2 separate regions of the Homo sapiens genome follow, and region 1 is linked to region 2. A link is a loop called in an ENCODE intact Hi-C map of the cell type or tissue named here. Cell type or tissue: heart right ventricle. All regions are shown on one strand. Links, peaks and the distances in the headings refer to the core of each region. The heading gives the core; the rest is flanking DNA. Region 1 has its middle 38 kb from the start of ARK2C. Region 2 has its middle 140 kb from the start of ARK2C.

Evidence for each region. A loop is a pair of places that touch in the nucleus more often than their neighbours do. Peaks named below come from ENCODE experiments on the same cell type or tissue, not always from the same donor. Only the 100,000 strongest peaks of a DNase experiment are listed, where the experiment ranks them.
Region 1: a loop joins it to region 2, with 2.4 times the contacts of the local background. A loop is called at or near these places in 84 of 110 quality-filtered maps.

Annotation. Positions count from the first base shown.
Region 1 is chr18:46,292,854-46,298,236 of GRCh38, forward strand. No RefSeq gene overlaps it. Among named protein-coding and RNA genes, the nearest start is that of ARK2C, 38 kb to the right of the region's middle. RefSeq lists an enhancer at 1,627-2,128. In heart right ventricle, for the core only: no CTCF peak of the experiment used is centred there; no DNase peak of the experiment used is centred there.
Region 2 is chr18:46,471,679-46,477,061 of GRCh38, forward strand. It overlaps a transcript of LOXHD1 not described here. Among named protein-coding and RNA genes, the nearest start is that of ARK2C, 140 kb to the left of the region's middle. In heart right ventricle, for the core only: no CTCF peak of the experiment used is centred there; a DNase peak (open chromatin) is centred at 2,632.

The DNA.
Region 1 (5,383 bases), core at 247-5,246, 180 kb before region 2:
GGTGTTATTTTTCTTACCTAACCTCCCCCGCCGCCCCCAGTAAACTGCAGACCCATGACTCGGTCACTCTCTTTGGGCCTTGTGTCCTTCCTCCTAGGCAGGGATGGGGCCCTGACCTTGCCTTGAACCCTCTTCCAGGGAGAATTAAAGAGATGATCCTGTTAATTGTTCGGTCGTCCCTGACACCTGCAGAGGCAAAAGCACGTGGCTTTATTTGATCCTTACTGCAAACCATTAGGGAAAAACTCCATGTTTTCATTGTGGCAGTGTTTGAATGTATGCAAAAGGAGGTGAATACCCGCGGCACACGGTGCGGGATGGGCTTGGTGAGGTTCCCTGGCACTGGGCTCCGGAATGGCAGGGCCAGACGTATAATCTCTGCAGTTTGACTCCTCTCTCCATGCTGTCCCCACACTTCATGGCACATGACATGTGTAATTATGTGGTGACATCTGCATCCTTCCGCCTGGCTTAGAAACAGGCAGCACCTCTGATCCTCAGGGTGGGGGCAGGAAGCCAGTGGCAGCTGGGGGGCTGTCTGCAGCCGAGCTGATGGGATGCTTCTGAGCATGGAGAGGACTGAGGCTGTGTCTCCCTGGGGTCTGATGGGCACAGATCCCTGGACAGCAAATCTCTGGGCAAGGGGACAGCATCAGAAACATTTGGAGAGCTTTTCTTATATATGTGCTGTGTACCTTATCCCAACCTATTCTAATACCAGCAGGGATAGGGAGAAGACAGGTGCATTTTGGAAAATTTCCCAGGCAAATCTGATACCCATCCATTCTCAGAGTGAGAACCACAGCCCAAGGGGCTCATGGGAGTAACAAGTTCGTGGGGACCCAGATCTGCTCACGGCTGAAGGTAACCACCTGCTCCTAGGGGAGCGTGGAGTCAGGGCTGTGTATACAGCCAGGGCTGGGAAGCCAGACTTCCCTGGTCCACCTCCTCAGGAGCTATTTGACCTTGGGCAAGTCACTTGACCCTGAAGTCCTCTGCCTGCTTATCTACAAAATGGAAATCACGGAAGCCCTTACCTCAGGTGAGATAACTCACTTAGCACAGAATCTGACACACCACACTCAAGAATGTTAGCCACTGCTGTTATTTCCAATGGTGACATCAGACAAGGGTGAAGGGGAAGGAATATTCTCTGCTCTGGGGCTCAAGCGAGCTGCAGACTCTTCTCCCTCCTTCACAGGCGAGATGCCAATGGCTAGAGGCTCCTCCGGAAATCCAGCCCAGCCAGATCTCCTTTCAGGCTGGAGCTGGGACCACCCTCCTTTGTCTGAAGCTGGGGAAACTGGTTTGGGGAACCGGAGAGTCTCTAGTGTCACCCGCGCTCTGTCTCTTCTGGGGGCTGTTCTCAGTGAGGGGAGAGCCATACAGACAGGCATTCCTTTTCAGCATGAACAGGTGGGAAGCCTGGAACCAGAGAAGGATGCTGGGGGGCTGGGGGTGGGTTTGGCAGGGCTGTGAAGGAGGCACATTCACAGACTCCCCAGAATCCCCTCTTCCCTCTTTTTTGGCAGCCCTGATCCCCAAGGTGTGCAGGCACTCACACTACGAAAGCGCCCTCCATGCAGGGGAAAAGGGCTCAGTCAACCACACCCATTAAGTGTCGCATTTAAGATGGGGCAATACCTTGTAGTGATTTTGCAACTGGCACCAGAGCCCTTTCTTCAAATGTTCCTTACTCAAGTGCTCAGACTGGAAAGAGACTGGGAGCTTGGCATCATCCCTGCCACACACACAGCAGTCCCAGGGGTACCCCTTGGGTCCCTGGGGCTAGGGAAGCATGACCAAACAGCAAAGGAGAGATGATTGCCAGGGAGTCTCAGCCACAAGAGCCTCTGAGGCCCATCCACTCCCTGTCCCCTTCCCCTGGGAGCCAACCGCCCCCCACCCCCCACTCCTGGAGCCAAGAAAGGCAGAGTCAGCACTTGAACTCAGAACCCTGTCACCAGATTTCTGTTGCGCCCTTGGTGGTGGGGACTGAGGGGGAGCCTTCTCGTCTGCCCATCCTGCCAGGCTGGCTGCAGGCCTGAGGACCCACTCCGGTGTTTGAGCATGGACCGTGTGCCAGACCCTTCCTGCCCCAAACCTGAGGTCTCCAGCCCTTGTCTGGGGGTTTTCTGTTTCCTGGTCCTGGGAGCTTGCAGGAAGGGGACAGAAATGAAGATCTAACCCCACCTATTCCCAACACTCTTGCCTCCCTGCGCCAGGGATTAGGGATGAGAGCACTTTAGAGTCAGGGTCCCCAGAGCCCAACTGGGCTGATGAGATGAACTGTCACTCCATATTATCCCTCCTGTCCCTACCATCACTCCCTCCTGTACCCTGAAATGCTACTGGAGGTCCCACACTCTCTGCTGTGTTTGCCGCGGCCACCACCCCCAACAAACAAATCCCTCTGAAATTGATCCAGCCAGGCTACTGGGCAGCCCCTGGCTGGACACATGAGAACCACAGCATGCATTTTATAAATGTGACCAAGGAGGAAGGCCCTGCTGGAGCAGGGCAGAAGGGGCTCTAGTGTTGAAGGCCTCTGGTGCTGCCCTCTGAGTTAACTCAACCCCCAGGTCCTCACACATCCCGTGTCCTGGACACCAGCCTCCCTGTTCTATCCTCGGATCCATCTGATGCCAAAGCCAGTGTTCCTTCCTCCCCACACACAGCAGTCAGAAGTAACAGATTTGATGTACGCACGGCCAAATGGAGGAGCTTAAAACAGAGCCGAGAGAAGAAAGTCAGCGTGAGATGCACAACACAACCCATTTACATTAATTAAAATAAATGTGCCCCAAACGAGGATGTGCATGTATAAAAACATGAAGTCTGTTAGCAAGGTGCCCCATGGAGCAGACAGGAAGAGAGTAGGGAGTGGGGTCAACAAGAAATCAGAGAACAAAGAGAGAGAGGGAGTGAGAGAGAGAGGGAGAGGAAAAAGGAAGAAAAATGAAAGCAAGCAAACTCTTTAAGCCACTTCTGAATGTTTCCTCTGGGAATAAAATTTGGATTTATTTAACATATATATATATTTTTTTCACATAAAATAAAGCCTATACGATTTTCAAAAATGGAAAATTGTTTTGGTCAGTGTTTTTTGTTTGTTTGTTTTGAGATAGGGTCTCTCACTCTGTCGTCCAGGCTGGAGTGTAGTAACACAATCACAACTCAATGCAGCCTCAAATTCCTGGGCTCAAGTGATCCTCCCGCCTCAGCTTCTGGAGTTGCTGGGACAGGCGTGCGCCACCACATTCAGCTAATATTTTATATTTTTGTAGAGTTGGGGGTCTCGCTGTGTCGCCCAGGTTGGTCTCAAACTCCTGGCCTCAAGTGATTCTCCTGCCTCGGCCTACCAAATCTCTCGGACTATAGGCATGAGCCATACCACACCAGGTCTTAGTTAGGCATTTTTTAAAAGCAGACGTGTGTGTGTGTGTGTGTGTGTGTGTGTGTGTGTGTGTGTGTGTGTGTGTGTGTTTCTTTTTCCTGAAGGCTGTTTCATGGCTTGCAGGGCAAAGGGCAAAGGACTGATAGAATGTTCTCTTTAAAACGTGGTAGAAACAAAGAAAAGAAGTCCCTCTGTGCATAGGAAGGGACAGGTGTGTCTGAGCTGATCCCATGCCATTACAGTGGCCGCACTGCCCCTGTATCAAGGCCACCTGCAAGTGGAATCAGAGAGAGTCAGAATTTGACCATGTGAAGGTACGAGACGATTCCAGGGTGATACCTGAACTAGAAAAAGAAAAAAAGAGGATGGAGAATTACACACACTCTGCACTGGAGAGTTACTCTCCAATGAAGAAGAGGAGCCCCATAGACTAAATGACTCCAGAACGTTTCACAAAGCAAGCATGAACCAAATAAGTGAGCCCTCACTGAGGTCTTGCATGGTGGGTTGTGGTCAGAGACTGCCAATCCAGGAGGCTTCCTGAAGGAGGCGAGCACCAGAAGCCAGAAGCACCAAGCCAGAGGCTGAGCAGGCTGGGCAGGAGTGCTGTGCACTCTGGAAGCAGGGGTAGCTGGTTTGGACCCCTTCATCTGCAAGAGGGCATGCGAGACCTCCTGCGTACACTCCTTTGATTGGTCTCTCTGAGTACCTTTGAAAGGGGCATGAGTCTGAACCTGGAGCTGGGCATTGTTCTTCATGCCCTGTGGAGGAGGCTCCTCTAGGGGCAAGTGTGGTGGGCAGGCTGGAGTCTCCTCCTGAGCCAGCCAGTTCCCATGTGTGTGTTTGTGTGTGTGTGTGTGTGTGTGTGTGTGTGCATGCACAGGCAAGCACCTGTGTACACATAGCCATGAGGGAAGGGGTGGTTAGGGCCCAAATTTACCCAGTGAAGAAAGCCCAAGGTTGCAGTTTTTGTCACCAGGAAATATGGAGGTGCAGGCCAGCAAACCTCTTGGAGGACCCAAGAGAGCAGGCTCAGGTTTATAGAAGCCATGGTCAGCAGGGGAGGGGCCTGAGGCCTGTCACTTGGCAGGACCCATTAAAGAGAAAAGGGCTCAGGGCCCCAAGTACGTGGAGGAGTGGCCACCACCTCCAGGAGCATGAGTGGAAATGATGTGTGTCCCTGGTGGGAATTTGTGGGCTGGGTTTTATTTATTTACTTATTGACAAATAAAAATTGCATATATTTATGCTATACAGCATGATGTTTTGAAATATGTAAACATTGTGGAATGGCTAAATCACACTTATTAATATATGTATTACCACATGCACTTATCATTTTTGTGTATGTGGTGAGAACACTTAAAATTTACTTCCTTAGCCATTTTCAAGTGTCCAGCATTTTATTAACTATAGTCACCCTGTTGTACAATAGCTCTCTTGAATGTATTTCTCCTCCTAACTGAAATTTCATATCCTTTGATAGACATCTCTCTAATCCCGCCCCCTCCCCACCCCAGGCTGGGGCTTTTAAGAAGTGGGTGTGCCTCCTCTAAGTTTTCTTTCCACTGCACAGTTGCAGACCACAAGGCCTTAGGCCAGGGTTGGTGGAACCACAGAAGAGAATGAGCTTGGGTGCCTGAATCATCACAAGGAAGACAGCTGCCCCCTGACGGGACTTGGACTGTGCCTTGGACTCGGACAGGAGAAATAGATTTCTACTGTGTTCAAGCCTCTCTGCATCTAGGGCCTGGTTATCTCAGCTGTTTACCTGCCCTAATACTCAGCATTCCCAGGCTTGTACCTGCACACATCATTACCCCTGTTGAGTCTGTCCCTGCTTAGGCCTCCATAGTTGCTGGACTCCTCCATCCATCCACCCATCTACCCATTCATCCTACAAATGCTGTTGACTTTTTTTGGATGTGCACACTGTGCCGGGTGCAGGACTCATGTCTTCCTGTGTTGCTCACACTCTTCACTGCC
Region 2 (5,383 bases), core at 112-5,111:
ACAGGTCTTTGGAGAAATGACTCAGACTGGCTAAGGGGCTCTTGGGCAATAGTTGAGGGATTGAGAAGAGTATACTGATCACAGATGATGAGGTTGGGCTTCCTCAAGTCCTTGAGCTGGGATGAGTCTCATCATAGAAAATATTCTAAGCCATGAAATAGACTCATTTACCTACACACATCCATCCACTCGCCAACTCTCCATCTATCCATCCACCCATCCACTCATTCATCCACCCTCTCACCCATCTGTCCATTTATCCACTCACCCATCCTGTCAACCAGTCAGCCAATCAGCCAGCCAGCCAGCCAGCCAGCCACCCAGCCACCCAGCCACCCAGCCACCCAGCCACCCATTCACCCACCCATCCACCCATTCACGCATTTACCCATCCATCCATCCACCCACCCATCTATCTACCCATCCACCCATTTATCCATCCACCCACCCACCCATTCATCTATCCATCCACCCATCCACCCACCCATTCACCCGTCTATCCATCCATCCACCCATCCATCTATCCATCCACCCATCCAACCACCCACCTACTCATATATCCATCCATCCACCCATCCAACCATCCATTCATCCATTCATCCACACACCCATCTATCTACCCTTTCACCCATCCACCCACCCATCCATCCATCCATCCACCCACCCATCCAACCATCCATTCATCCATTCATCCACACACCCATCTATCTACCCTTTCACCCATCCACCCACCCATCCATCCATCCATCCACCCACCCACCCATCTATCCACCCATCCCCCCATCCACCCACCTACCCATCCATTCATCTATCTATCCATCCATTCACCACACATGCACTTAGTACCCACACTATGCCCTGGGGCCTGTGCTAAGTGCTGGGGTTACAGAGATGAGTGAGACCTAGCTTTTCTTCTTAAGGACTCACACTCCAGTTAGGAAGACACATGAGGAGACACACAATTCCAACATACTTCTCATAGATGTGGGTGGGCTTCTAGCTCTGTCTTGGGGGAGGGGTAATGGAAATGTTTCCTGGAGTGATTGGAGGCCTTGAGTTGAGATGTAAAGAATGTGATGCACAGAAAAGGGGCTTCCAGGAGCCTGATTAGAGGGGCCCAGAACTTGCCTCCTCCACCAAGAACAACCAAAACAGCGAGTAGATAACCAAACATCAAATAGAGCTTCCAAGAGAGAACACTAGAATTCAGCAGGGAAGTGACAGGGAACTTCTAAAGCATGGAAGGAGAAGGCAGGGATTGGCTCAGAGCCAGGAGGGGAAAAGGTAAGCAAGAGATCCCCAGTGGTCCACATTACACTGCAGACTCCTGCAGTCCTCATCATGGGAGAGTCCTTCAGCCCTCATGGGCCCTGAGACAAGTATGGAGAGCTGCCTGGAGCCCATGCGACTGCATTTCTCCAGAGATCGTGTTCATGCCGAGTCCACACACCCCCTGAGATCAAAGTAGCTGCAGCACAGCACCATCTTAAGAACCCAGCCACCACCAGACTATATCCTGCCCAGGGCCCAAAAACCCCTGCATCTCCACATCCCTGGAGACCCACCCACAACCCCCACATCTACCCAGGGGGCTGCAGCATTGCAACAATGGCTGGACCCAGGAGTGTGACCAAGTCCCCAGCACTCTAGCCCACGTAGTATCCTATACCTTGAGGGATGGGTGATGCAGCATGCCAAGGAGTCTCCCCTGGGGACAAAGGGACCTGAAGTGTGTGCTCCCCAGAACCTGAGGGCCACCTGCCCTGGACTGCTGCCATTGCCCTTCAGCAGCAGAGCAGCAGGTCATGATCTCACTCAGAAGTGGGAGATAAGAAAGTTGTTCTCATGGAGGTAGAGAGTAGAATGATAGTTATCAGAAGCTGGGAATGGGGTTGGGAGGAATACAGAGAGGCCGGTTCATGGGTATAAACATGCAGTTAGATAGGAGGAATATGTTCTAGAGTTTTACAGCACAGTAGGGTGACTCTAGTTAACAATAATTTATTGTATATTTCAAATTAGTTGGAAGAGCAGATTTGAAATGTTCCCAATACAAGGAAATGATAAACATTCGAGGTGATGGATATGCCAATTACCCTGATTTAATCATTACAGATTGTATACATGTATCAAAATACCATATGTACCCCACAGATGTGTATAATTATTATGCATCAATTAAAAAAAAAGAATGTGGGCCGGGAGTGGGGACTTTGGGAGGCCGAGGTGGGTGGATCACCTGAGGTCAGGAATTCAAGACCAGGCTGGCCAACATGGTGAAACCTCATCTCAACTAAAAATACAAAAATTAGCTGGGCCTGGTTGCATGTGCCTGTAATCCTAGCTGTTTGGGAGGCTGACACATGAGAATCACTTGAATCCAGCAAGTGGAGGTTGCAGTGAGCCGAGATCGTGCCACTGCACTCCAGCCTGGGTGACAGAGTGAGACATCATCTCAAAAAACAAAACAAATCATAATAATAAAAAAAGAATGTGAAGCACAGTGCCTGGTAGGGTGGAGGAATGGATGGGTGGCAAGGAGACTTCAGGCACAGATCAGCCCTGGCAGAGGACAGCAGAGAGGACAGTGTGTGTGACATTGCTGGGGGCCACCCTGCTGGGCACAGAGCTGTGGGCGACTTGCCCAGATGGAGATGGCCCAGGTCCAGGGACTTGGAGAACCAGGTAGGGGGCAGGGGGTGGGGAGGCCTGTGGGTAAGAAAGTGCCCCGGAATGGACCAAAGGTATTAATGAGTTTTAATGGAGCTCTCGAAGCAATAGTTTCCTCAGATCCCAAGTCCTCTGAGGAAAGCCGAGCCAGCAGGGCAGGTAAAGGATGGCCGGAAAGCTCTCTAAGGTCCTGGGGTATGTTGTTGAGCCAGGCCAGCACTACCCCATCGATGGTAAGCCAAAATTCACAGGACACACCAGCAACAGGATGGTAACGGGTTCCTCCTGTACCAGCAGTGGCCGAGTCACCCACAGATGCCACACTCTGCAGTGAGAGCCCTGTGTATCTCTTGCCAGAAGGACAGGGCAGAGAACCAGTTTGGACTCTGGGCTGCACACTCATCTCCAGGTCCTGACAGGGAATGGGGAGGCTGAGAGGAGGCAGTGGATTCGAGGGCAGGACATCCTGAGAGGCCTGCTGTGGGGCTGAGCGTGCGCCCTGCCTCCTGGCTGCCCTTGAATCTGAGGCAAGCGACTGGGGCTTCAACAGGGCTATGTGAGATGGGGTGTGACCATACACGGCAGACAAGCTGCCTGCCCACTCTGGAGACATGGCTGGGATGAGATGGGCTGGCCCCGGTCACAGAGAGGTGAGTGGCCTGAACGGCTGGAGTGTGTCAGAGAGAAGGGTGCCCGAGGGCCTCTTGTGGAGTGTCTCAGATCCTAAACAAGAGGACAGTGTGGAGGGTGAACCCACACAAGTGCTCATGAAAGTCTAAACACCTGCCAGGTCTGGAAACAAAGACACTAGCCACAATAGCAGCCCTCAGACAGGAAGCTGCCTGCTGCCTTCACCTCTCTTCCTCCCGCAGGAGTCTGAAACCCTGGGTCACCAAAAGGCAGGAGGAGGAGGGACAGGGCAAGGCAGGGGAAGAGAGGGGAGGCTGACTCACATACACACATATGCATGCACACATCACACCCACATTCATGTACACACACACAGATTCACATGCATGCACAGCACAATCACACACTTGTATACACACACAGGCACACAGATTCACATGCATGCACACACTGCACTCGTGTTCACACACACATGCCTTCACACACCCAGATACACTTGCATGCACACACACCACACCCACACTTGTGTACACACATGCACACATATTCGCATGCACGCACACACACCTGCACACACACTGATGTGTGCGCACACACATGCTCTCACACATCTTCACATGCATACATTCACCCTACACACACCCACACTCATGTACACACACATGCCCAGTGATTCACATACAGGCACACACCACATATATACTAATGTGTACACCCACACATTCAAACACACACTATACCTTATACCTGCACACTACATAATACACTCACTGCACACACACTCACACCCCTCCCTCACTGTGGGCCCACCTGTGACGGGACTGAGCCAGGAGATGGCAGGAAGCTTAATTTTAAGTTTGATGTTTTAATCTTTACTTTGGGGCTGGACATTTAAATTATAGAATGGAGATGGATTTCATGACTTAAAGTGTTTGTTGGACTTTTTATTACCTACTGGAGTCCACAGGAGTTGTGAGGCTTGTCTAAATTTTCATCTAGGGACAGGGGAAGAACCAGTTCCACAGAAGGAGATGGAAACAAAGCTGTTTAATGATGCCATCTTCCCCTCCCCATCCCCCAAGTCCTGCGTGTTCAGCATGGTGGATATACTCACTATCTGGTGTAGGCACTGAATTTAAACTACATACACATGAACTCATTTAGTCCTCATCATAACCTACAAGGTGGGCATTGTGATCATTCCCCCTGTGTTACAGATAAGGAAACTGAGGCCCAGAGAGAGAAAATAATGTGCCCAAGTTCTCACAGTTGCAAAGAGGCAGAACGGGGATTTAAACCCAGGCTGGTTGCCCCCAGAGCCTGTGCATTTAACCTCTCTCTGAGAGATCTCTGAGAGGGGCCTGAACTTGCCTCAGGGTCCTGAAGCCTCACTGCGAGTTTAGACCTTTCTGGGACAGAGGGTGCAGGGACAGCAAAGTGGCAGAAACACTGGTCCTGGGGTGCCCTCCTGTAGGGATATTTTCCAGCCCGACCCACCTTGTTGCTGTCCTTTTCTCTACAGGAAAATCAGAAGTTAGGTGCTGAGCTCTGCGAAGTCTTGCTGTGACTTTGTGACTGCCGATCAGGGAGAGTGTGTGTGCATGTGTGAATCTGTGTGGGTACTCAAATGTACAGTTCTCCTGCTGCCTCTCCATCAAGGTCACATTCCCCTTGAGGGTAAAGACCAGGTCTTCACTTTGTTCCCAAGCCCCTCTCAGCTCTCAGTCCAAACCTTGCCCACAGAGAGCCACAGGTGATAATCACCAAATAACCTCAATGACCCTGCTTTCTCTCCCGGCCTTAGAGTGCCAGTGACCAGGCTGTTGCAGGTGCCATCCCTATCACCTTTGTGTCCAGTCCTGACTGTGTTAGCACAGGCTGGGATAACCAGCAGGCACTTGCCAATGCGTTCTCTGTAAAGTGATGGAAAGAATTATCTACTTTTCACAGGCTCATAAATCCCCCGGCAAAACACTTCTTCCTGAGGTTTTTCTCCACTTGCCACTGGGTTTATTGAAACTGGGGAAAAGTATACACTTCTTAGCAAGCAGATGCTAAGATGAGTTCTTTATAGGATATGGTT